2 separate regions of the Mus musculus genome follow, and region 1 is linked to region 2. The links are chromatin loops, found by intact Hi-C in ENCODE. Cell type or tissue: left cerebral cortex. All regions are shown on one strand. Each heading gives the region's core, and the rest is flanking DNA. Links, peaks and the distances in the headings are about the cores only.

Region 1 (7,868 bases), core at 2,127-6,126, 99 kb after region 2:
TCACGTTGTCTGGATCCAGTTAGGAATATTTATTCCTTCCAACCCTCCAAACACTCACCCTGCACCTCACAAATTACCTTATATTTACTTGTTTATAAGCTTCCTACTTCTATCAGATTTTTAAGAATCTGAACAATATGGCCCATATCAGTAAACCATGTTCTCTGTAAATGACAGATGACCAAACAAAAGAACTATAAACGGCTGTGTATTATTTTCCAAAGATTTCGGGGTTAAATGAAATGATAGCTATACTGGACATTCATCTCAAATATGTAGCTTGTACTCTTGTTTTCCCAAGTTTTACTTCATGCTACTTTGAGTCTTTTGCTAGATCACCATGGAAACAGTCTTAAAGAGAAAAATGCTGTTATACATATGCTTCAAATCACATCCCAGAAGGGCTGAAAACCAGGTGAAATCCTGATTGTATGCCTTGCCCAATCATTCTTAAAGTAATCAGTGTCTAAGGTACTTAATTTTCCTAAATAGTTGTTAAATGACTTCAAGATCCTGCATAGTTCTGTGACTTATTTCATTGTAGTGACGTAATTGTGCCTCTACTTTAATGACAACAGACTTACTGGAATTGACTCCTGGAGCCCTTATAAAGAAAACACAGTTAGGACTTACATCCTGAAGTTTACATGCTCTGAACATTTATATTCAAAATGGGCTTCGCCATCTACCCACTTACTGTCGCTTTGATTTGTACTCTCTTATCTTGTCCACGAAGAGTTTCTGTACAGGATCAAGTTCCTTATTAAAGGCCACAGCTGTAACACCAATGTTCCTCTTCAAATGCACAGAGACTGCTGACCGAAGGACAGAGGAGAGCCTGAAGATCCTCTGCAGAACCATGGCTGAGTCTCTGTACTAGAGAAGCATTAAAAGTTAATGTGCTTTTCATACAACACCTGAAATCCATCATGTGCTGAGAACCCAATTCTATGAATCAGGTTACAGCACTAAATTACATCGGAACGCAAGCTATGTCTGGCCAGTCATGTTACCCTTGCACAATAAGGCCTTTCCTTCTTACCAAGAGGCCCTGGGACCTAGGAGTAGCTGAGAGTTCTGTTAGAGCTAAACGGCAAGAGAAAACTCCTGACTTGGGGCAGTGCCGTTCTTTTTCCCATGATCTTAGTCTCGGGTCTGAGGAAAGAGTGAGGTGAGGCTGTTTAAGAGCACTGCTTGTCACCAGCAGGAAAAGACAAACTGCCTCTACTGTGCCAGCTTCCATGACCTCTTGAAGGGACAGAGAGAGTCAAGACAGCTGTCTTAGCCAGGAGTAAGAGGCTGGAAGTTTCCACTTCACAGGCTCATAGGAAGGAAAACAGCTTTGCCTGCTAACAACGCATGATCCCAGCCACTTCACACTGGAACCAATCAACTTCCAAAAGAAACAGCAAAGAAAAACAACGTCAAGGCCAAGTGAGCCCTGCAGTAACAAAAAGATTAGATGATACAAGCTCATCCGAGTTTACTGAGGATCTAGGTCAATAGTTTAAACACCAAGCTTAAAGCCTCTCTCCTCGTCAGACCCTTGAAGCTAAACCAAATGATTTTCTAGCTCAAAGCAGTGATAGATACACTAAAGGAGAGGATAATTCTTGTTGAGATCTGAGTAAAATAGGAATTTAAAGATCAAAATCAAATGTATTCCAAATTACAAAAAAATATATCCAAGCAGGAGGTCCAAAAGGAAGAGAGAGAGAGGCTGAAACTTAGATGAAAAAATGTCTTCCCATCTAGACTTAGCTTATAAAATGGAAGGGTTCCCCAAACTCTAGTGAGCTATCAACAGGAGAGCCATAGTGCAATGAACAGCTTCGGACCATTTCATGAGACAGTAAGTGTACCCTGGAAATAAGACGACCCTCTCCCACCGCACTTCTATGATATCCGCTGTGCTACAGTGCTTACGGGGTCTTACAGGCAAAGCTTCTCAGGAGGGCCGTGATAAAGGCCACACAACCCCTGAGGAAATCCTGCCACCATGCTTCCCAGGCTCCCACCAGCTAGCTATCTGCTGCCGACGCCTTACTTCTACTAGATGAGAGAGAACCATGGTAGTGAGCATACGGCTACTACTTCACATTATAGAGAAAGTATGGACAAGAATTTAAAAATCTTTACGTTAATTTGACAGTTATTTCTCTTGAATTTAGTAACATCACCAATTACAAAAATGGTGGTGGAGGGGTAGTGTTGTTTTGTTCCGTTTTGATTTTAAAGCCAGGACTGGCATCAAGCTTATGAGGCTGGCACTGGGGAGGCAGGCAAAGGCCAACCTTCTGGAGCTCACTTGGCAACCTGGTCTTTTTGGCAAGATCCTGGATACGGACCGATTATGTCTCAAAAAGCAATGTGCACAACCTGAAGATAAACAGCGGAGGCTGATCCTGGCCATTGGAGAAACACAGGCAGAAGTGTCCACATACATATGCACACATAGATACATAGATGGATAGATGGATGGATGGACAGATGGATGGATGGACTGACAGAAATGCACAGAGGGTTTTGAGTGGTACCACTAATAGTTCAAGAATCGTTAACTATATGGCAGCTGATTGGCATAATGGTTATTAAACATATGTGAAGGGAGAGAGTGTATAATTTTCGCTACAAGGGCACAATTCCTGTCTGAAGATAATTTTGGCTGTCCTGAATAAGTTGAATGAAGGTGGCCTATAGTGGGTAAAGTTCGGGCACACTGCTATACTCCCTACAACATGAAAGATAGCAATCTTCCCTATTCTCATTTTGAAGAGTTATCTAAAGTGTCAATAGTACCAACTTCAACAAACCTGGTATAACATTTAGTACTGCTGAAAAAAAAATCAAATAAGCACGAGTTTTCATTCACCGATCCCGATAAAAATAAAACATTTGAGGAAATCAATGCCATTCATACTCTACCAGAGAATTATACAGGCGAAAGAGCTACAGGCAAGTAGACAAGACTTTATAATAAGAACACCACACTTGATTCATCCTGGAAATCTAGGAACACACTTAAGACATAATTAGTAAGGTATCAAGAATTCTTTAGCCCTAAAAATACTGTAAAATACTTCCATATTGTCCACTTAGGAAATACTCTCTAAGTGTTAGGGGAAGGTGCTTCTTTCAGTCTTGCTTATAGGTGATTAAAAAAAATATGTCTAAAGAAGGTTGTTTACCTAACATTCCACAGTCAACCTGCTCCCAATCTAACTGCCAAGACGGTCATTTCTTCTACAAGACAGGGAAAATACATTTTCACTTTCAATAACGCACCATCCCAAACAATGATTTCCAATCCCCACGTCTAATTTAGCGTACTCTCTGAACCCCAAACATACATGTATACTCACCTCCTAAGTCCTACTCAATCGTTCTAACAGTGACCACATTCTCTCTTACCAAAACTACTTGTTGTTTCTCCTTCACTGCCTTTCACTTTTTCAGATTAAATAGAGAATGCGATCTGTTCATGATCACACGGAAGACAAATGGCATCCTAAGTGTAGAACACCATTTGGGACAAATTCCGTACTGAATTAATATCCTGCACTAGCTTGCTGCTTGTTAGAGGTCTGATAGTAACAATATTGGGGAAAGCATGGTGGGGGTGGGGGTGGGGTAATCAAAGTTCAAACCCAGAGGTGTAGCTTTGGGAAGGCGCACGGCTCTCCTATTTATAGCGGTTGACTGACCAGCCTAGCCGAAGGCTAGTCCCTTTGCTGCTCGTGAGTATCTAATCATAAAGTCAATCGACAAAGCATGACTTCTAGATTGGATATAAAACTTTTAGGATATCACCATCGCCCTTTCCTGTCTTAGGAGGCTCGATCGCCGCCTGCATTATTCACAAGCCTGTGGCGCGCCGTGACCTTGGGCTGCCCCAGGCGGGCTGCAGGCTCACCACCCCGTCTTTTCTGCTTTTCGAGTCGGCCCGCTCTGCTCCCAGGAGAGCATTCACGGTCTTATTTAGTGAGCGTAAGGCAAATCTGAATACCCAGCAGGGCCGAGGTCACCTGTGACCCCAGGCCAGGCCAGGACGGTGCCAAGGACACGGGGCTGCGCTCTACTCCCAGGGCAAAGGTGACGGGCAGCCCTCTCTCCTCGTGAAGAAACCCAGAAGCTCAGTCCCAGGAGGCCGAGCTAGCCCAGTTACCCTCCCAGTCACCTTGCACTGAGTCCCGAGCTGCCAGAGTCACCGCCGCCGCCACCGTTCTACTTCCGGCCCTGGCTCCGCCTACACACGCCTACCCGCCATCGCAAGGCACTATGGGCCGCGGCTTCAGTCGTTCGACGCTCACCGGACAGGAAGCGCCTCGAAGGGAGTCTGCGACCGGACGCCTCTAGGTGAGACAGAAGCCAAACAGGAGGAGGAAGTGGAGGGTAAGTGCTTCCGGGTCCCTCAGCTAAGACTCCGCCATCTTTCCTACACTTTAACTTCACCCCCTTTTCCCTCTTGGAGACACTGCACTGTACGCATGCGTATTCTGGCCTGTCCCCTAGTTCAAGCTCCCTTCGGAGTCAGCGTCCCGATCCTTGGGGTTGGGGAGGTGGATGTAGGGTGGGGGTACAAAGGAGCGCGTAAAAACCAAAACCAAAACAAAACAAAAAACCAAAGCGGCTGGGGGGCGTTTGTGCCTCGTGAGCCCCGTCGTCGCGGGCGTTTCGGGCCGCGCAGCCTGCTGGGAGTTGTAGTTCCAGGCCCGGGGGTGCCTGGGAGGCGGGAGAGGGGCTGGGGTTCCTTAGCGCCGATTCCACGGGAAGGGCCCCGGGACCTTACCCTGCTACTCGCGGGAGCGGCGCGGCTCGCCCGGAGAGGCGCTGTACCTGGAGCCCGCGCCGCCGCCGTTCCCAGCCGGCTGTGGAAGCGCGGGCTAGGGCCACGGGACGAATTCCGGAGCTGGTGAGTTGCGGACGCGGGCTGGCGGGGAGCGCGGGCCCGCGCGGGCGGCCTGGTTCCGGGGCTTGTCCCCCCCCGCGGCCGCCTCTGTGTTTTGTTTCCGCTGGGTCCCCGGCGCTGCGACTCCCATTTCCGTTCGTGGAGACTTGAGGGAGCCTGGTGGGGAGGGGCGGGAGAGGCTGTGCGGGAAGCCGAGGGGAGGGGCGCGGGGAGCGGCGTGGCCCGGGCCGCGTTGCGGGACGCGGCGGAGTCGCCCGTCGCACGGGCGCGGTCCAGGCTCGGCGCGCTGGCCGAGCGCACAGCCCCGGGCGCTCCCGGGTCTCTCGGGAAGATGCCAGACCTGTCTGTCACCCGAGTCAGCCATCCCCGCACTAGCAGTACCGATTGCCCTTCTGGAACTGTCCTAGAGTCGCATCGGTGCAATCGTTCTAATGCATAGGATGACTTTCTGCGTCTTTCCCGAAGATGTCAGTGAAAGTTACTGTACCTTGCCAACTTCCCCCACTCCTCCCCCCGACCTTTTTTGGGGGTTGGTGTAGTGCAGTGAACACAACGATGGAGTTTAGGGGATTCCACCCTTAGGGTCCACAGCATAGAGAATGGTGCCAGCGCATCGTTTCACGATGACAAACAGTCATTTGAAACTAAATCCTTAGGTAGGCCAGTGAGATGGTTCGACAGGTAAAGGCACTTGCTGCCGAGCCAGACTGTTCAGCCTCTGGAATCCAGATGGAAGGAGGAGAGAACTGTCTGCTCTCTGACCTCCACAAGTGCGCATGCGCACCTTATAAGTGGTGTCTGGGTACGTGTAAGTTTGTGTTGGGTGTCACTTTCTAGCCTGGCTGACCTTGAACTTGCTATGTAGATTAGACCGGCCTAGAGTTTAGAGGCCTATCTGCCTCTATTTTCTGAGCGCCGGCATTAAAGGTGTGCACTACCTTGCCTAGCAAAATAAGTGCATTTTTTAATTGGTTATTTTATTTATTTACATTTCAAATGTTGACCCCTTTCTTGGCCTCCCCACCTCAATTTTTTTAAAACAGGTAGATTGAGCTAATGACAGGACTGACTGCTGGCAAGAGGAAAACATTTATATAGATCCCCCTCACATTCTTAGGTACCCCATGCCACTAAACACTGGCCATTTTTTTAGCACTTCTTTTTTCTTTCTTTTGTATTTGTATTACTACCTGGATGCCAACTGGATTTACGTCCATTTTATCTTTGCTACAAGTACAGACGCGTAACTTGGGGATACATAGTCGTGACTGAGTCAGTTCAGTAAGTACTGAGTGCGGTAGTAAGGTTGAGGAGCCCAGGGGGGCCAAGTACTGGATTCATCTGAGTCTCTGGCAACTGTACAACAAACCTACAGGACCGAAAAGAGGAATGGTAGTTTTGAGAACTCTCATGCTCTTCCCCAGAAGGAGGTTTTTTGGGGGAGTGAGGGGATTTCAGACAGGGTTTTCCTGTGTTTGGCTGGCCTTGAACGCTGATGCACCTCCCACTGCCTCCCAAGTGGTGGGATTAAAGGCATGGACCACTGCCTTCTGGCTCAGTTTTTAACTTTTTAAAAAATTAATGAATTCATTCACTTTATATCCCAATTGTCTCCCTCCCTGTCCTCCCCCTCACCCCATTACTCCTTCGAAGGGGAAGGCCCCCCTTCAGTATCCATCCTAGGACATCCAGTCACAGTAGGCCTAAGCCTGCCCTCTCCACTGAGGCCCAACTGGTAGTCCAGTTAAGGGAACGGGATCCATTGCCAGGCTCAGAGAAAGCCTCCACTCCAGTTGTTAGGGACCGACGTGAAGACCAAGTTGCACATCTGCTGCAAATGTGTAGGTGGCCTAGGTCCAGCCCCTGCCTGTGCTTTGGTGGGTGGTTCATCTTCCATGGCTCCAGGTTAGTTGACTCTGGAGGTCTTCCTTAACCCCTCCAACTCCCTCATTCCCATCCCCAACTCGTCCATGAGACTCCCTGAGCTCCGCTGATGTTTGGCTGTGCGTCTCTGCATCTGTTTCCATCAGCGGCTGGGATGAAGCCTCTCAGGCGACAGCTATGCTAGGCTCCCATCTGCAGGCACGGCAGAGCATCATGGTTTTAACTTCTAATCAGATTGGGTTTCTGTCCTTTCCTCATGAGACATAGATGGATATGCCAACCTTTCCCGAATGCCGACTGCATTTCCTAGGCAATGCAATGCCGTGTGGAGAGTTACGTTTACACTTCATTTTGGAATGATGTCCATTGGTGCTTTACCAATACCCCGAAGTTTTAATTTACTTTAGTTGGAGTTTCCTTTTTCTGTGCTGTGCTTTGCCAGTGTTGATAGTTTGTCTTAGCGCCCCCCCCCCTTTTTTTTCTATCAGTTAATTGAAGATTTAATCTATTCCACTTATTAGTCCCTTGTCACTTTCAGGCATTGTAGATAGCTTTTGTAACTTGAATTTTAATCATTATGTAATCAAATCAGATTTCTAGCTAAGCAGTTGTAATCGATCCCCATGCTCAGCTTCAGGTTTGAATCCAAGTTGCTTTAATACAGTTGATGTAGCTTTTATTTGCTTTTGTAGTGACTTGAATTAACTTACTGATTTAGACTAGGCCAACATGTAATTCTCCTGAGGTAATTGTTGTCTCAGAGGGTTACTGCCTCTGTCTGCTAACTAACCTAGGCCTAGCCTTGGAGGATTCTAGCCTCTGCACAGTCTTTATCTAGGCCTAGAATGTTTTCAGCCTCTGAGACTTACTGCTGAATAAACTCATCCTTTCTAGCTCTCTCTGAGCTCTGGCTGGCTGGTTCACTCAGCTGTTCTGAACAGCTCAAACTCCTCACCATGATAACTGATTCAGTCTGGTTTCCCTCTCAGCTTCTCCTGAGGTCCCTGCTTTGCCTCAAAGTAGCTCTAGCAATCTGTTCTGGTCTTCTGGCTTCTTACTCTGCAGCCTGTTCTGT
Region 2 (7,868 bases), core at 1,695-5,694:
AATTTTGTCTAGCAGAATCCTAGTAGGTTCCACAGAGCAGATGGCTTTAACTGAACCATAGATAGAACCATAAGATAAAACCACGATTTCAAAGGGGAACTAGTGGTCTACACTGAAGGAAGAGCATCAGCAAAGCAGGGAAGATAATAAAGTGTAAATCGCCAGGATCCGGCAAGGAAGAGGGGAAAAGGTCCTGCCGGTGGCAATACTAAAGCAGCAGGCTGGAGGCCCATTGTGTGGACACCAGAAAGCTATGGCAGCTTTAACTCGAAGGCAGGCTCTTCAGAGATAAAAGATATAGACACCCCGTAACGTCAGTAATAAAACTTAATACAACTATAAAAGGTGGTGTTTTAAGCAGTAAAAGTCAGGAGGTTGAGGGTGGGACAGACTCAAAAAGTTACCAAAACCATCCACTGAAGACGGTGATTTCAGAACAAATTCAAGTTATGTCAGTAGGAGTGGGACTCCCGATGATTTAGAGGGTTATCCAAAGTTATGAGCACAAATGACATGCGGTCAATCCAAACACAGACAAGTTGGTACCACCAGTATTTTGAACTACAAAAATACCTAGTAAAACACTATTTAGTAGAATACCACATATGAGTTTGTCTGTATTTTTAGACTATATACTCCATTGCACATAGGTTGATTTAGAAGAAGAAAAAAATGGAGGAGACAGGAAAATACCTTATTCACTTCTTTTGGGTCAGGGTCTTTGAAAGTAAGAAATTTGATCTCACAAGACTTGGTCAGAGGCTTATACATGTCCCACGGTTGTCCGTCCACAAGAGCCAGGATGGACTTACTGCAGTACCACTCACTCAGATCTAGGGATGGAAAATTGATTTATGATAGAAATGTGAAAAAATCCACAATGAAAGATTACATGCTTAAGCACTACATTATGAAACAGAACAATTGAAGCAAAATTCTGGGGATTACTTTTGCAGAAATATTATGTATTTATGACATATATATGTGTGTGTGTGTGTGTATACATATATATGTGAATTTTTTTTTAAAAATCCACATGCAAAGTCATTTTTAACAAAATTACCAAAACCTTTAACAATATCTATTAAAGCTAAGTCTAGTCTGAATTTAATCTACAATTAACAAAACAATCTTCAAAGAGCTATAAGCAAATATTTAAAGAGAAACAACGTGAATCCATGGATTGATGTACCCACAATTTAAAAGAAAAGGAAAATATATCTGTCTGAGTCTAGGCTTCTATTTCTGCCATAAAACTCCATAACCAAAAAGTCAGTTGAGGAGGGAAAGGTTTATTCGGCTTATACGTCCAGAATCATAATCCATCACTGGGGAAAGGCCAGCAGGGCTGGGTCCTGAGGGGCAGGAGCTGGTGCAGAAACCACGGAGAGGTGCTGCATACTGGCTTGCTTCTCATGCCTTGCTCAGCCTGCTTTCTTACAGAACCCAGGACCAGCAGCCCAGGATGGCACCACCCACCATGGACTGAGCCCTCCCCAACTGATCATTAATTGAGAAAAATGCCTTACAGCTGGATCTCATAGAGACAGTTGAGGCTCCTTTCTCTCTGATGACGATAGCTTGTGTCGAGATGACACACAAAACCCACCAAGTACAGTATCTGCACACACACACATAAATCTGCTTAAATTAACCTAGAGTCTTGCCCCCAAACCACCTTTCTTCCACTCTCTCATGACACGGACATTTCAAATTAAATAGTATAGTTACCTCTGTAAAATTATAAATGTGAATTGATTGTAAACCAATGACCTCTAATCAGTTCCATTATCTAAGAAAATTCTAACCCTGAATACATATTTTACACATATTCACAAAAATTATCAAACTAGAGTCTGACATATCAATTAGTACATACGTTCCATAACAAAGGTCTTAGAGGTCGTGATGGGGGTGGCTCAGAAACTTCATCTCTGCATATGGTGTGTACAGAGTCCCATTAGGGCCTTAGGCTTGTCTTACTCTCCTCTATAATCCCCTACTGTCTACCACACAGCATGTGCTACGAAATACATGAAAATCAAATGAGTCATTATCACCAGTGCTTGTTTAACTGCCAGAGTGGAGACTGAGTACACATCAGAGCCTTACCTAGAACCAATGCTGTCAATTACCCTAATGGTACTATTACAGAGTCTTTTAAAAAGCTAAACAACAGCCAACCGTGCCTATCTACTATTCGGGAGATATTTCAGTTTAAATATCCTATCTATGGAAGCCCTATCCAAATCCTATCAGTACCTTTACAGCCAACGACCTCTCTAACAATAGAAACAAAACAATTAACGTCAGCATTCACTATACTTATGTTTCCATTCACACATTTAGTACCTATACTAGATAAAACCACAACATGGGACAAGTAGGAAGGAGATGAGACATATACTCGGGGGGAAAAAAAAAACTAAAAAGATAAAGGTAGAATAAATGAAAACTCAAGAAAAAAACAAACCAAAACAAACCAAAAAAACAACCCTCAAAATACTTTAATGAGACCTGCTAGATAAATGCTCCCAGAACATGCATATTACATAGTCATATTCAGACAAACTAGGGAGACAACCTGTACAGCAGAGAAATGCTACGATACCCACCGTACCCACAAAACAAAGGGGACAGTGGGTGGCAAAATGGCTGCAAATAAATTCTACAGCTTCGCCAAGTAATGACAGCATGTTCCCCTCTGCAGTGCTCTGCACAGCGCGTGTAAAATGGTCAACATTGTTCTGCTGCTTACGCATGGCACAACTGTAAGGGGTTGAGATGTTTTTATTCATCACGAAGACAGTGCCGGGATCAGTTTTCCCAACATGCTTAACTTCGATCTTCTCCGTTCGGGGGGTTAACGATAACTGCCTGCTTTTCTCTCTGTTAAACAGATCATTCCGCATTTCTGTCAGCTCCGTGGGTGACAGCTCGGCAGCTGGCGACGTCGCTATAAATCCTATTAAGAAAGCAAAGTACGTAGTTTACTCTGGACCTGTAACAAGTATTGAAAACGGTAGAATTTTGCAGAACATAAGTCAAAAATTCGACTGAGGCAAACTTGAACCACTTTATAATGTTAATAATTTAGGATCCAACAACGAAAAAACAAAAAACAAAAACGCTGGGCTCTGATTTACTCTCACATCACCACCGATTTCCTCAGTGGCGTCCTAAAACCAGACTCGATTGGGAAGGAGAGCAAAGTTGTAGTTGGAAACGGTCTGGAGGGGAGGAGAACGCTCCAGGAAGGCGGAATCCCCGTGTCCAAACGATCAATAGCTAGCATGAGAAATGCTGAACTTTTCTTCCACACCCCAAAGCAAGGGACTTGGCTAGGCAAGCGCGAGTCCTCACTCCCTGGGAGATGGGGACATGTTTGCCGAAGACTGGGGCTCCTAAAACCCCCCACAAGAGCCGCCCATGCCCGCATCCCTTCTCTTTCCCTGATTCCTGCACCCCAGATTGTCTTCCCACACCGGGAACACAAAAAACTCACTCCAGCGAGCCCCGCCGCCCGCGCCGGGCCGCCGAAGAACCAGCCTTCCCACCGCGGTAGCCATGGCTTCCCGAAGTAGCCAAGGTAGCTCGGCGTCCCGGTCCTTCTCGTCCCTCTTCCCCCGGAAACGCGGAACCCGCGGCGGAGGTTCCGTAGGACTGATCAGCTCGGGACCGGATGCTAGGAGCGCGCCGAGCCACGCGGGGGCGCATGCGCGCCTCTCCTTGGATGGCTCACCCTTGGCCGCGCTGCGAGTCTTGTCCTTGGCTCGGGGACGACCGGCTGCCCTGAGGAGTCGCAGAAGTGTCTATTGGACAGAGGAGTCACACAGGCGCCTTTGTCTCACGAGGGTTCCAGATTCCCGGCAGAAAAAAATTAGAGGAGGACTCTTTGCGTTACGTCTTTGACAGTCTGGCCAGCCACGCCGGGTACAACTCTAGAGGGTGGAAATAAAAGAGGTTTGCAAAAGTGAGTTTCAGGTCGGCTGCAGTGGGGCTGAACCCGGTTCACCGTTTAGTCGGCCACGTTCCTGGGCTCTTGGAAACACGTCGTGTTGATTTTGCAAAGAACGTCCTAGAACTCTTTTCCGAATGATCTAGGCACGACTGCACGGAGTAACCGGGAATCTGTGTCTCGTCCCTGGATGTATCCCAGAAACGCAAACCGTGCTTGGCAGCTCAGCAAATATTTGTTATGACGGTTGGTAAAAACACACTGCTACATCTAACGCCTTTGTGGTGCCAGCACGTTCCCGTTGGAGCAGCATTCTTTACTTCTGCAAAGCTGAACCAATGAACCAATATAGTTTTATAAATTTAGTCAGGAATTTTCACATGATCCCTACTTTTAACTTGTGGTGGAGCACACACTGCCACCAGGCGGAAGGGTAAGCTCGGTCACAAATGCTATGTTTTATGCCACACAAATGTGCTGTCTCCTTGGCCCAAATAATACATGTTTACAATTGCATAGGGAAAGTGTTAAGACCTTTCCTCATCTTTAAGGCAAGACATGTAAGTATAAATTTGGATTCAACCATTCAATATTGTACTGGCCTATCTCATGTAAAGTCCTCGGCCGAGAATAGTGACTGATGCCTGCAATCCCTCCTCAAGAAGGCTTAGGTAGGAGCTGGAGAAGCCTTTAGCTACTTAACACACCTTTTCCTAACAATAGAAGTTCTAAATCAACTCTGGAAAAGTGTGCGCGCGTGTGAGCGTGCATGTGTGTTTCTTCCTTAAATGTTCTATGGTTCCCCTGAAAGCTTTCAGCTTCACAGCTTTTAGAGATTGTGTCCATTTCACCCCACCCCGAAAACTATAGTTCACGGCCACATTTAAAACAATCCTCTGGACGTTAGCTTGAGAAAAATTAATCATAAGCACATCTGCACACAGCTGATTGGAGCGTCTACTATCGCAGAAAGTAATTTTGCTGGAAGGATGCCACAGGTGATACTGACCAACAAGTACTGAATATATGCTAATTATAAAACTGTTTATTAACCCACACAACTGCCTTGAATGTCTGCCAAGCAACGTTTGGAGAGTTGGAGAGACCTACCCAAGATAGACTTTTGACCAAGAGTTCCTTCAAAATATGTATAATTTTTTTCCTGCATACCTGTCTATGCTTGCCTGGTGCTAGAGAAGGTCGGAAGAGGGCATCAGATCCCTTGGAAATGAAGTTACAGATGGTTTTGCGCTGCAAGAACAACTGAGCCACTCCTCCTCCTCCTCCTCCTCCTCCTCCTCCTCCTCCTCCTCCCCCCTCCTCCTCCTCCTTCTCTCCCTCCTCCTCCTCTTAGAGACAGGAGTAAAGTCCAAGCTAGCCTTGAACTCAGGATCTGCCCACTTCTGCCTGCTGAGTGCTAAGTCTAAAGGCGTGTACCACCAACCATTAAGGAGGCTCTTGTTGCCCAAATTCATGACAGTTTCCCCCCCACCTTTTTTTTTTAATTTAGCATTCGAAGTATTAGGATTCATTCATTGCAGTACTTTCGTGTCACTAAACATTTCCAATTGTTCCCCTCCCTTCCTTGCTAAACTTGCTGAGTCCTTTCCCCAGATAATCCACTCTTTGCTAACACTGTGATTTGAATTGGTGGGTGTTAGTGGGAACACACTGAAGAACAGACTCAAAGGCACAGTACACTATGAAAAACTTTTAGTAACAACAAGAATTACAATAAGGAATTTGGACATATATACTAGTCCTTTCCCCATGGAGATATGGTGTGCGATGGTTGCAAACAGCAGCTTCCTTGGTAGTGTATGGAGCCTGTTGCCTATATGGGTTGCTCTGAAGGACCTTGGAGGCAATTTCCTGGCAGTTATTCAAGTCTCTGATCTCAATGCTGTCCCATTCTAGGCTCTGGACAGGTATGTGTGATGCCTTTGGGTAACCCTAGTGGCCATGATTCACATTGCCAGGTCGGTTGTTATGTCATTCTGCACCAAGCTGCAGAATATGGGACATCAAGCCTCATGACTGAAGCTCAAGTTCCCTGTCCATCACAAGATCCACATCCCAAAGGAATGAGGTTGCACCAAGTTGAATGCAGATGAGTTTAAGAAATGGTTGATGAGAAGCGGCTCATTCCTGATGGCCATGGTGTCAAATATACATATGGTTTCCTGAACAAGTGGGGAGCCCCGCATATATTTTCACTCTTTTGATCCAAATGCAACATACTAAACGTATGAGTCTGTGCCTGGAAAAGTTGTATGAAGTATCTTAGTGGCGTTCTGGGAGGAACAGAGCTCAGCATGAAGCTGGGGGCAGGCAGAGTTCAGCACGCTAGGATTTTAATCAGCAGAAATGCCTGTGTGTTAGTTAAGGTTTCTATTACTATAATTAAAGATGAGCAAAAGCAACTTTAGGAGGAAGATTCCATCTTACCACTCTCTGGTCACACTCCACTTCTAGAGGAAGTCAAGGCAGGAATCCAAGGCAGGAATGGAAAAGCACTTACTGAAGCAGAAGCCATGAAGGAGTGATGCTTACTGGCTTGCTTGCCCTGGATTGCTCAGTTTGTTTTCTTATATCCATTACTCAAAGGTGGCACCACTGGAAATTGGCTAAACTCTCGTACATCCATTCAATGTTTTACTGGGAGCTGCTCCTGAGAAATGGGATTGTAGCCTCAATGTATACATGGTAATGGGTTTTAGAACTTATTAGACGGCCAAGGATCAACCATAGTACTTATAATTGCAGCTCTATGAAGCACATGAAATAAGCTGAATTTTATAAATCAAGTAATTTAAGGAGCAGGTAATATGAATTTTACATGCCCCTCATAAACACACACACACTTTTTTTCTTTCTTTCTTTTTTTTTTTTTTTTTTTGCATCAAGGCTCTATTTCAATGGTTCATACTGCTGTGAAATAACAAAGAATAAAAAGCAGGTCAAAAAAAGTGTATATTTCCCTCTCTGCTGATCCAGGAAATTAAGCAGTATGGTTCCTCTACTTTCATTCTTTATCAAGTTCTTTGTGATCTGACTTCCCGGGAACCTCCCAGTGTGTGTCAGACGCCTCTGGAAATACAAAAGGCAGTTGAATGGAAAGATGTTCAAAAGCCAATGGATGTAGCCAAGTAGGAGAATACTTGCCTAGCACGCTCATGGCTCCGGGTTTGATCCTAGCACTGCAAAAAGATTTTAAAAAATAATAATAGAACAAAGATGTACAATGCAACTGACTCCTTCAATCCCTCCATTTACAGCAGCCCGTTCTTCCCTAACCCAATAAAAAATCTTGCCAGTTCTTTCTTAATATTAGAGAGGAAACCAAGGGTATAGGCCATCAAGGTATAGTATTGCTTGTTGATAATGTTTTTCTGTTTGTTTTACAAAAGGATAGAATTCATACATACATACATACATATGCATGTGTGTTGTTAAGACTTTTCTAGTCTTCAGTCTTTTTTCTACAACATAATATTTTTATTAATTATTTCATATAATGCATCTTGGTCACATGCTTTCTATTCCCCCCCCCCAGGTTCTTCCAAGTCTTGTGCCTCCCCCAAAATAACAACAACAACAACAAACCCACCAAGACCAATTTGTATTTCCCATTTACTCTTTGGAGCATGTCCAATGACCAGTCCGTTCAAGAAAACTGAGTCCTTCTTCACCATACCACCACCACCAGCTCCACCACCACCACCACCCCTGTCAGAAGCTATCAACTGTGAAGACTGTGAAGAGCTACCCAGTGGGAAATGTGGAGGTTGTCACAGAAGCCTTCGGTGTTTCTCATTCTCAGTTATGAGTCTACAGTCACAGATGCCTCTGCTAAAGAAACCTCCTTGCCAAAGCAGCCGACCGAAGCATGGATCATGGACTTCTTCAA

The links. Peaks named below come from ENCODE experiments on the same cell type or tissue, not always from the same donor. Only the 100,000 strongest peaks of a DNase experiment are listed, where the experiment ranks them.
Region 1: a loop joins it to region 2, with 5 times the contacts of the local background. A loop is called at or near these places in 33 of 42 quality-filtered maps.

Annotation. Positions count from the first base shown.
Region 1 is chr16:84,830,632-84,838,499 of GRCm38, forward strand. It overlaps Atp5j (ATP synthase, H+ transporting, mitochondrial F0 complex, subunit F), which reads right to left and starts at 4,391. Exons shown (of 4, transcript NM_001302214.1): 1 at 4,178-4,391; 2 at 698-876. The coding sequence starts at 861. It overlaps Gabpa (GA repeat binding protein, alpha), which reads left to right and starts at 4,493. Exons shown (of 10, transcript NM_008065.2): 1 at 4,493-4,912. In left cerebral cortex, for the core only: no CTCF peak of the experiment used is centred there; DNase peaks (open chromatin) are centred at 2,295, 4,342, 4,682, 5,020 and 2 more places; H3K4me3 peaks cover 3,062 bases; H3K27ac peaks cover 2,508 bases.
Region 2 is chr16:84,731,649-84,739,516 of GRCm38, forward strand. It overlaps Mrpl39 (mitochondrial ribosomal protein L39), which reads right to left and starts at 3,596. Exons shown (of 10, transcript NM_017404.5): 1 at 3,506-3,596; 2 at 2,759-2,965; 3 at 694-833. The coding sequence starts at 3,569. It overlaps Gm32202 (predicted gene, 32202), which reads right to left. Exons shown (of 2, transcript NR_168512.1): 2 at 7,435-7,868. It also overlaps the pseudogene Gm26153. In left cerebral cortex, for the core only: CTCF peaks have their summits at 3,707 and 4,364; DNase peaks (open chromatin) are centred at 2,827, 3,657 and 4,127; H3K4me3 peaks cover 1,875 bases; H3K27ac peaks cover 833 bases.